2 separate regions of the Homo sapiens genome follow, and region 2 is linked to region 1. Evidence: read pairs that join two places in POLR2A ChIA-PET (ENCODE). Cell type or tissue: A673. All regions are shown on one strand. Each heading gives the region's core, and the rest is flanking DNA. Links, peaks and the distances in the headings are about the cores only.

The links. ChIA-PET counts read pairs that join two places held together with the same protein. Peaks named below come from ENCODE experiments on the same cell type or tissue, not always from the same donor. Only the 100,000 strongest peaks of a DNase experiment are listed, where the experiment ranks them.
Region 2: POLR2A ChIA-PET joins it to region 1 with 8 read pairs; 1 of 35 experiments calls an interaction of 5 or more read pairs at or near these places.

Annotation. Positions count from the first base shown.
Region 1 is chr20:1,957,018-1,962,399 of GRCh38, reverse strand. The region is part of intron 2 of PDYN-AS1 (PDYN antisense RNA 1); the gene reads right to left. Among named protein-coding and RNA genes, the nearest start is that of PDYN-AS1, 12 kb to the right of the region's middle. In A673, for the core only: no CTCF peak of the experiment used is centred there; a DNase peak (open chromatin) is centred at 3,019; H3K27ac peaks cover 2,385 bases.
Region 2 is chr20:2,232,733-2,238,114 of GRCh38, reverse strand. It overlaps LOC124904860 (a long non-coding RNA gene), which reads right to left. Exons shown (of 2, transcript XR_007067501.1): 2 at 1,461-1,695. Among named protein-coding and RNA genes, the nearest start is that of LINC03086, 28 kb to the right of the region's middle. In A673, for the core only: a CTCF peak has its summit at 960; a DNase peak (open chromatin) is centred at 3,094.

The DNA of each region.
Region 1 (5,382 bases), core at 165-5,164:
CCTGCCCCTTTCACCTCTTCATCACCTCCTCCTTGTCAGCCAGACAGATATTTACCTAACTCTGACCCCCATTAGGCCAGCCTCTCCCTACCAGCCCTGTCTCTCACTTCTCTTCCTCTAGCGGCTTCCCCCAGACCCCACATGCCCATTCCTCTGCCTCCAGAGTAGCCTCTCTGAAGCTCCAATATCCTCATGCCATCCACCTGCATAAAATCCTTTAAGGATACCTTGTTCCAGGCCAGGGAGTCAAGTCCAAACTCCCTGGCCAGGCATACAGATTCTTTATCATCTGGCACATGCTATTTCTCCAGGCTTGTCTGGCTCTTACATCCTCACGTGTACTATCCTTGCAGACCAGAGCCCCAGACATTCCCAACACATCCCACTTCTACTCACTTTTGCCACCTTGTAACTGTTGGAACTTTGCCTGTGGTGGCCTTCCCTGCCTTGTCCCCCGAGAAGACTCTTGCTCATCCTTCCAAACCTGGTTGGGTGCATCCATCAGACCTTGTCAGGATTGCTATTTTACCAGTCATCATATTTCATTGCATATCTGTCTGTCTCCCTTCACTAGACCGCAAGCCCCTGGGAGACACAAGCCTTTTCACAGTCTTCACTGCTTTCTCAGTGTCTAAAACAGTGCCTGACACACAGAAGGTACTCACTCAATAAGCATTCTATGGACAAATGAATGAATGAACGAAATATCTCTATGGATGTCTGGGTCCTCTGAGATTGTGTGTCCAGCCTGGCCGCTTATCCTGCCATGGGAGAAGCTCTGCAGACATTGGACAAAGTCTCACATGACATCAAGTGGGGAAAACAATCTGGTTGCTTGGCATTTAGGGCTGGTTTCCAAGCATTTGTCTTGACAGGGAGATCCTGTCTGTAATGCTGGCTGGCAGATCACTGTCCTGAGGGTGGGATGGGCCGCCCAGAGGTTACCCAGCTGCTAGGATTATGGTAGTCAGGTGAACTCCGGAATCAGAGCCAGTGATCTCGGGGAGAAGGTGGTGGTGAATGAAGACTCATTCAGAGGTGCTAGCAGCTGCTGTCTGAGATTAATTCAGTGCTGCTGTGCATTGACATTCCATAGTACATGTTGGGAAGTCTCCACTCTCTACTCCTGGCATAAAGCGTCCTGACTTCCATTTTGGCCCACAGAGAAGGGACCACATGTCTAAGAGGCAACAAAATGAGATGCTAGAGCACAGCTGCCAGGGCTGCCCACCCCCACCTCTGTCTAGGAGATGACCTCGGCAAGTTCCAATCCGATAATTTCTGCCTCTTTAATTTGGGTGTTTAGACCATTTACATTTAAGGTGATAATTGATATGGTTGGGTTTAAATCCACCATGTTGCTATTTATTTTCTGTTTCCCCCATTTGTTATTTGTTTCTTTTTTGTTCTGCTTCTTTTTTAGATTAATATTTTTTATGATTCCATTTTATCTCTTTTGTTGGCTTATTAGCTATAATTCTTTGTTGAATTATTTTAGCAGTTGTTTTGGAGTTTATAATACACATCTCTAACCTATCACAGTCTGCTTTCAGATGATATTATACCACTTCACATACAGAATCAGAACCTTACAACATTATACTCCCATTTCTCCCCTGTTGGCCTTTGTATTGTTTTTGTTATACATAGTATTGCTTCATATATTATAAACTCCACAGTACACTGTTGTTATTTTTGCTTTAAATAGTCAAATTTGTTTTTAAAGTGATTTTTAAAGTAAGAGAAAAGAGGGGTTTTATTTGCCCATAGTTGTCATTTCCAGTGCTCTTCATTCCTTTGTGTAGAGTCAGACTCCCATCTGGTATCTTTTTTTTTTTTTTTTTTTGCCTAAAGGACTTATCAACACTTTTTTTCTATACAGGTATGCTGGTGATGAATTCTTCCTGCCTTTGGATATCTGAAAACATCTTTAGTTTGATTTTTTTTTTTTTTTTTTTTTTGAGACAGGTTCTCATTCTGTCACTCAGGCTGGAATGCAGTGGCATGATCTTGGCTCACTACAGCCTTGATCTCCCCAGGCTCAGGTGATTCTCCCATCTCAGCCCCTGAGTAGTTGGGACTACAGGCATGTGTCACCATGCCCGGCTAATTTGTGTGTGTGTGTGTTTTTTGTAGAGATGGGGTTTTGCCACGTTGCCCAGGCTTTCATTTTTAAAAAGACATGTTTGCTGGATGTAGAATTCTAGGTTGACTTTATTTTTCTCTGAGCATTTTAAGGATGCTACTCTACTGTCTTCTTACTTGCATTGTTTCTTTTGAGAAATCTGATGCCGGCCTTATATTTGTTCATGTGTATATATAACCTGGGTTTTTTATTTTCTGGCTGCCTTTAAGGTTTTTAGTTTATGTCTAGTTTTGAGTAATTTGATTATAATGGCCCTTGGTGTCATTTGCTTAATGTTGTGAGAGTCTCAAGTATAATCTCGTAAGGCAAAGTGGTATAATATCAGTCGGAAGTAGAAGGTAGAGACTGTGATGAATTAATGTGCTTGGGGTTCACTGGGTTTCTTCAGTCTGTGAATTTTGTTTACATCAAATTTGGCAAATTTTCAACCATTATTTCTCCTTCAAGCTCTCTCATATATATATATATATATATTTGATCTATATATACACACACATATATACACATATGTATATATTTATCTGCTTATAAATATGTCTATCTGCTTATACACATACCTATGTGTGAGGGTGTGTGTGTTGTGTGTTGTGTGTATATGTATATTATACTGGAAGTTGTCCCACATTTTGCTGATACTCTGTTCATTTTTTTTTTTCAGTCTTTTTTTTCTCTATGGTTCATTCTGGATAGTTTCTCTTGCTATATATTTAATTTCACTAATCTTTTTTATACGAGCCTTTTTGCTGTCTTCCATATCACAATTTAGTAACTCAGTCCTTCCTCTAGTTTCCTGAACCTATGAAATACAGCTATAATCATGGTTTTAATGTCTTTATTTATCAGTTCTATCATTTGTGTCATTTCCGGGTCAGTTTCCAATGATCAAATTTTCTCCTCATTAATGGATTGAATTTCCTTGCTTCTTTGCATGCCTGGCAATTTTTTTAATGGATACCAGACACTGAATTTACATCATCATGTGCTAGGTTTTTTTGTGTGTGTTTCTATAAATATGTTTGATTTTTTTTTTTCTGGGACACAGTCAAGTTCCTTGGAATTAGTTTAATCTTTGCTTTTAAACATTTTTAGATGGAACCATATCCATGTTTAGAGCAAATTTTGTCCAGCTACTAAGGAAGAAACCTTGTGAATCCTCTGCCTAAAGCCCTGTGAGATTTTTCACTCTGGCTCCTAAGAACAGAGACTATTCCCAGCCCTGTGGGGGAACCTGGGGTTGTTCCCTCTAATCTAATCAGGTGGTTCTTTGCTCCTCAGGTAGGTTTCATACATGCACATGCTCATTAGTACTCAGAAGACAGGAGGGGCTCTCTGCTGATCGCCAGAGGTCACCTGTGCTCTTGAACCTGCTCCTCCCCACAAGCTCTCTTCTCAGTGATACTCTGCCCTGTGAACTCCAGACACCTTGGCCTCTGGATTAATGCGTTTGCATTGCTACAACAAAAATACCCAAGTCTGGGTAATTTATAAAGAACAGAAATTTATTTCTCATGGTTCTAGAGGCTGGGAAGTTCAAGATCAAGATGCCAGTGTTGGATGTCTAGTGAGAGCTGTTCTCTGCTTCCAAGATGACGCCTTCAATGCTGTGTCCTCCAGAGGGGAGAAATGCCATGTCCTTATATGGCAGAGGGCAGAAGGGCAAAAGGATAGACTACCTTCATGAAGCCCTTTTATAACAACATTAATCCATTCATGAGGGCAGAGTCCTCATGACTAAACACCTTCCAAAAGGCCCCATCTCCCAACACTATTGCATTAGGGGTTAGGTTTCAACATAAATTTAATTTTTTTTTTTTTTTGGAGATAGGGTTTTGCTCTGTTAACCAGGCTGGAGTGCAGCGGTATAACCATGCCTCATTGCAGCCTTAGTCTCCTAGACTCAAGTGTTCCTCCCACCTCAGCCTCCTGAGTAGCTGGGACTACAGGTGTGCATCACCATGCCTGGCTATTTAAAAAAATTTTATTTTGTAGAGATGGGGTCTCACTATGTTGTACAGGCTTATTTTGAACGCCTGGCCTCAAGCAATCCTCCTGCCTTGGCCTCCCAAAGTGTTGGGATTAAGGGCGTGAGCCACTGTATCCAGCCTCAACATAATTTTTTACAGGGGACAAAAACATTCTAACCATAGCAGCCACCCAGCTCCATCTCTTCAACTCAGGAAGACCCCCGGGCCCTACCTGGACTCCCTGTCCTGTGCCGTGGCCTGAAAACTCTCTCCAGATAGTAAGCAGAGGCAATTGCTAGGCTCTCTTTTGTTTTCTCTCTCTCAGGGATCACGGTTCTGTGTTGCCTGATGTCCAATGTCTTGAAAACTGTTGATTCATATGTTTTCCCCAGATTTTTTTGTTTCAGCTAAGAGGATAAACCCATTCTCTGTTATTCCACCTTGACCAGAAGGAGAAGTCAGTGAATGAACCCAGATCTCTTCTAGAGGAACAAATATATTTCCAGGGGTTTAAGTTGGGCAACCAGGATCTATTGGTCTAAGCCATCCTAATTCCTCTACTAAATTTTTTTTTCAAAAATACTGGATGCACCAAACAAGACCTTCTATATGCCATATTTGGCCCTTGGGCTGCAATTGTGAGAATCCTGGAAACAGGAAACTTTACTTGTTTCCAGGTATTTTTTACCTGTCATTTTAACTAGTTTAAGCCTAAAAATAGTCTTTGCATATTACTGTCCAAAGCTAGGAGTTGAAAGAAACAGGATTTGAACCCAGGTCCTCTCTGACTTCAAAGATACCATCATTTCCTTCATTAGATTCCTACCCCATTGTTTTCATTTGCACTGTTATATTTCACATTATTTTGTGTGTATTCTCCCACCCCACCACCCTGCACTTTGAGACTTCCTTGTCTTTGCATCCTCTAAGTTTAGCAGAGGGCCTGACCTGTAAGAGATGTTGAGAGAATTTTTGTGGAACAAATAACTTCTCTCCTTCTGTTTGCTCTCTTAATGTTTCATCCTCCTCTAGTCCACACCCATCTATTAAATGGGAGGTATGTTACCAGCAGCACAGGTGGGATTTAAATCAAGCAGCTGCTACCTGTGAGATGATGCCTCTGCTACTACAAGAGACCTGCCAAGACACAGAGTTCATTCATTGAGGAGAAAAGGGCTGGTTAACATTCTGTAAACACAAGCTTTGAGGGATTTTAAAAAATATTTAAAGTCCTGAGATATTGAAGCTGGGACATCCAACTTCAGTAGTCAT
Region 2 (5,382 bases), core at 223-5,222, 280 kb before region 1:
GCTACTGAGGAGGCTGAGGTGGGAGGATTGCTGGAGCCCAGAAGGACGAGGCTACAATGAGTCGTGATTGTGCCACTACACACCAGCCTGGGTGACAGAATGAGACCACTGTCTCAAGAGGAAGGGAGGGAGGGAGGGAGAGAGGGGGGAAAGAAGGAAGGAAGGAAGGAAGGAAGGAAAGAAAGAAAGAAAGAAAGAAAGAAAGAAAGAAAGAAAGAAAGAAAGAAAGAAAGAAAGAAAGAAAGAGGAGTGAGCACATGGAAAGAACCTGGTTCCTGGATGGAATCATTCCTGAGCTGCCACCCCAGCCCTAGACTGCCTGTCCCCACACTTCTTGTTGCATGAAATAAAAGAATCCCTCTTTGGTTCAGCCAAATAGCAGCACTTCTCTTATATGCAGCTGAACACAATTGTGAATGGCTCATGGGCCTTGAAAAAGTCTTGGGATTTCAACAAACAGAGGCAGAAGACAGTGTCAGGAAACGCTCAAGACAGGGAAAGCTGGGGGCATGTTCTTGACAAAGCAGGCGGAGCAGATAGGGAGGTCAGAAGAGACGTTGTGATAGGGACAGAAGACCAGGGAGGCTCAGAGGATGGATGTGGATTTCATTCTGAAAGCAGGGAAGAATTGCTGGGGGAAGTGAGCAGTGCTGTTCTTGGGGAGTTGACGCTAGTTCCTTGGCACCGAGTGAGCCTTGGGCCCCCGGATGAGCAGGCAGGGCAGCTACTGAGGAGCCTGGAGTGAGAGTGGGTGGCCTATTTCATTCCAATCTGCTGTGCTTGTATTACATTCCTGTTAGCTTAGTATCTGCACAGAACACCAGGGACCGCAGTACCGCAAACTCTTTGGCATTCTGAAGGCCCTGCTCTCGCTGTGTCACTTTCCTCCCACTGGCAATTACCAGACTGGCAAACCGCAGCCAGCCGAACCTCGCCCTCTGGCTTCCAAAGCGTGCCCTGCTTTGACTGCAGCATGTTGTAAGCCACAAACATCTTCGCCAAGAAATGATTAGAGAAGGAAGCTATGAGAAAACAAATGTGTATAAAAATAAGACATGGTCTTGAGTCATTGATAGGAAAATGGAAGCGGAAAAGATATCCAACCCAGAATGGCCTTCAACAAGTTCAGGGACCCACAGGCAGCTACAAGGAAGGAAGTGTTCCCTGGTTTCGTCTTTTTGTGTGAACGGATTCTCTGATTTTGATACTTGAGCCTCAGAGGCAGGTGATGCAATGGGAAAATACAATATTGTTCCCAGTCTGCCCCTGACTACCTGTTTGAGCTCACAAAACAAAACAAAACACCTACCACTCTCTAGACTTTAATCTCCCCACCTACCCACCTTGACACTGAGAGGATTGGACCAGAGAAATCAAAGCCTCATCCTCCTCAAAAACGTTCCGGCCCCCATCTCCCTGCGCAGCCAGCAGTGTCCCGGCTCTCTGCCCATCTAACATACCAGGCCTCATGTTGCATGTGTTTGACTCTGTCCCGAGTCCCCAGCTAGTTCCTCGAGGACAAGAATCCTGTTTTCCCCGCAGTCAGTACACATAGCAGAAACTCAATACATCTTGACTGAATGGATTCGTGGGCTGCACAGTTGTTTCTTGATAAAGGTTTCAGGACGGAAGCGGAGATGCTGTCAGGGCAGGAAATGGCACGTCAGTGACACTCCCAGGCTCTAGGCAAATCAGCTGGAAGAGAGAATGGAGCTAAGTTCGTGCAATTTATCAACAACTATATTCCATAGAATTAACCCACCAGATGTTTTCACCTTCCGCGAAAAAAAAAAAAAAAAAAAGCGCTCTGGTCAAAAAAGATTAAGAAATTTACTAACCGAATCCCACGTTCCACTCATTCCTCTATGGACATGAGCCTAGAAAAGGCTCTAAGATATCTGTTTACTTTTATGTAACCTAGAATTTCCCAAACCTAGGGAACCTGTGTTCGGAAAATGCCCATAAACTGCATGAACGCAGTTTGAGAAGCACTGGTTTAGTGTGAATGGTTTCTACAGTGAAGTTTTTATTTACAAACCATGTTGGGGTCTGTGAAAAGCCCCTTTAGGGCCAAAAATCACTGGTCACTGCATAATCAAATAGACAGACAGATATAATAATTCAGATTATTATTATAATAATTATGTTATTATTATAATTATTATCTCATTCAGTTAACACCTATTCAACAGCAACTGATTGTCTAGTATGCATCCCACACAAGGGATATGAGGATAAATAAGACAGGGTCCTCTCTGCAAAAGAGCACGTCCCTAAAGGGGAGGAGAAAGTACAGAATATTGTGCTGAGTACTGTAAGCAGATGTTATGGGAAGGCAGAAGAAGGTACCTGGGAGAATCATGGAAACTAGACCTTGAGTAATAAAAATAATAACATTAACAACAATACCTTCATCAAGTGCTAACCACGTACCAAACACTGTTCTAAGCACTTTACGTATATTAACCCACTTATACCTCATAACAGTCTTACCAGTTACTTTCAGTACCTACATTTTACAATGAGATCATTGAGTCTCAGAGAGGCTAAGTAACTTGCCCGAGATCACACAGCTAGAAATATGACATGGTCAGGATTCAAACCCAGGCAGTCTGGCTCCAAAGTCCATACTTTTCAGCAGTAGGCTGTACTTACTGCCTTTTGGGATGAGTAGTAAGTATACCAGATGGAAAAGGACAGAAACCTTCCAGGCAAAGGGAATAGGAAAAATAGCAAGTAGTTCTACGTGCATCAAACGTGGACTCTCAAATCTATGCCAGTAGGCTCTGGCTGTATCCTGTGGACTTGGGTGCTCAGATCTTTCCACTGATGTCCTTCAGGCAAGAAAGGAAAACATGAGCCTTTAGGGGAATCTGGAAGTGTAGCTTGAAAAAACCTCCACAAATTTCTTTTGAAGTCTCCCACCACCATCTGAAAAATGCATGAGAATTCTATATTTGACACCATAATAGAATTGTGTTGACTCCATATAAAACATTTTAACCACTTAGCAGTTCAATTAACATTTTTACATAGAACTCCAGGAACACATGCCATTATTTCTCTTGAGGCCTCGGGTATCCCTGGCAACCTGCTTGCATCCATGACTCCCCAGCTGGAGGCCTAGCTGTAAACAGCAGGAAGTCATTTAAGATGCCTGAGCCAGGGACGGACCCAGCACATTTGCGTTTTCAAAAGGTGACTCTTCAGAATAGCAGGAACCTAGGAATAACTTAAATATCCATCAAGAGAAACTGGTTAAATAAATACGTTCATCCACTGGAATACTACAGTGCTCTAACAGAATGAGAGACCAGCATTTACAGATGAGAAAAGCTCTCTAAGGTAACATAGTCAATGAAAAGAGCCGAGTGCAGACCAGTGTGTACAGTGGATTCCCACTTGTGTGTGAGGTGTGGAAAGCATGTATGTTTTAAGGATATGCTTTTACAGGCAGAGAAAACTTGTAGAAGGAGAGACAACAAATGTCAACAGTAAGGATCTCTGGGGAAGGGAACCACGAGAGAACTTACATTTTTTGTTGTTTTTGAGACGGAGTCTCACTTTGCTACCCAGGCTGGAGTGCAGTGTAGCGATCTGGTCTCATAGAACCTCTCGGGTTCAAGTGATTCTCGTGCCTCAGCCTCCTGAGTAACTTGGACTACAGGCACCCACCACCACACTCAGCTAATTTTTGTATTTTTAGTAGAGATGGAGTTTTGTCATGTTGACCAGGCTAGTCTCAAACTCCTGATGTCAGGTGATCCGCCCCCCTTAGCCCCCCGAAGTGCTGTGATTACAGGCGTGAGCCACCACTCCCAGCTGAGAACTTACTTTTTATTGCATATCTTTCAGTACTGTTTGGATTTCTACCATGTGCATTTATTACTTTTTAAATAAAAGAAACAGTTTGGCCGGGCGCAGTGGCTCACGCCTGTAATCCCAGCACTTTGGGAGGCCGAGGCAGGCAGATCACCTGAGATCAGGAGTTCAAGGCCAGCCTGGCCAACGTGGTGAAATCCCATCTCTACTAAAAAAAATAATAATAATAATACGAAAATTAGCCGAGCGTGGTGCCACGCACCTGTAATCCCAGCTACTCGGGAGGCTGAGGCAGGAGAATCGCTTGAACCCAGGTGGCAGAGGTTGCAGTGAGCTGAGATCACGCCATTGCACTCTAGCCTGGGCAGCAAGAGTGAAACTCCGTCTAAAAAAAATAAATAAATAGTTTAGTGAATCTCAGAAAGTTAAAAAGTAGTTTTTAAGAAAAAGGAAAACTGAGAAAAAAACTGCTAGCTTTACAGCATAGATGATGAGTGGGGAAAAAAGAGTGATTCTAGTTGTCCCTTGGTATGTGCAGAGAGCGGGTGAAGGGAGGAATTGGTTCCAGGACCCCTATGGGTATCAAAATCCATGGATGCTCAAGTCCCTTGTATAAAATGGCATGGGATTTGCATACAATCTACACACAGCCTCTCCTGCATTTTAAATCATCTCTAGTTCACATATAATTCTTAATACAATGTAAACTATGTAAATAGTTGCTATACTATATTTTTAAAATTTGTATAATTTTTAATTGTATTGTTATTTAATTTTCTTTTTTAAAAAATACTTTTATATTAAAAATAATTTTTTATCTTAACCCAACATAGATATATTGTTATTTTTGAATGTGTTTTATTTTTCAAAGATTTTTGATCCAAAATTGGTTGAATCTGTGGGTGTGGTGTGGAACTTGCAGATACAGAGACCAATTATATAGAGAAAGACCCATTACTGGCAGGGCAAGTTAGCTCACATCTGTAATCCCAGCACTTTGGGAGGCCGAGGCAGGCGGATCACCTGAGGTCAGAGGTTCGAGACCAGCCTGGGTGACATGGTGAAAACCCGTCTCTATTAAAAATACAAAAAATTAGCCGGGCGTGGTGGCAGGTACCTGTAATCCCAGCTACTTGGTAGGCTGAGGCAGGAGAATCTCTTGAACCCTGCAGGCAGAGGTTGCAGTGAGCCGTAATCGCACCATTGCACTCCAGCCTGGGCAACAAGAACAAAACTCCTCTCCAAAAAAAAAAAAAAAAAAAGAGAAAGGCCTATTACAAAGCCACTGTCCTACAGCAAGATGACAAAATTGAACCAAGGAAGTGGCAGTAGGGCTAAGGAAGAAAACCGAGAGATATTTAAGCAGTAAAAACTCTAGGACTCGGCAACTCGTTAAGTTGCGGGGGGTATAACAGAGGTAGACGTTAAGAATAAATTCGGCAATAGGAGAGACGGGGGAGCTGTTCACTAGGAACATGTGTGCAAAAGAAACAGCCAGAATGTGGGGAGGATAATGAGTTCAGTGTTGGACATGCTAGGTTTGAAGTATCTTAGGACATT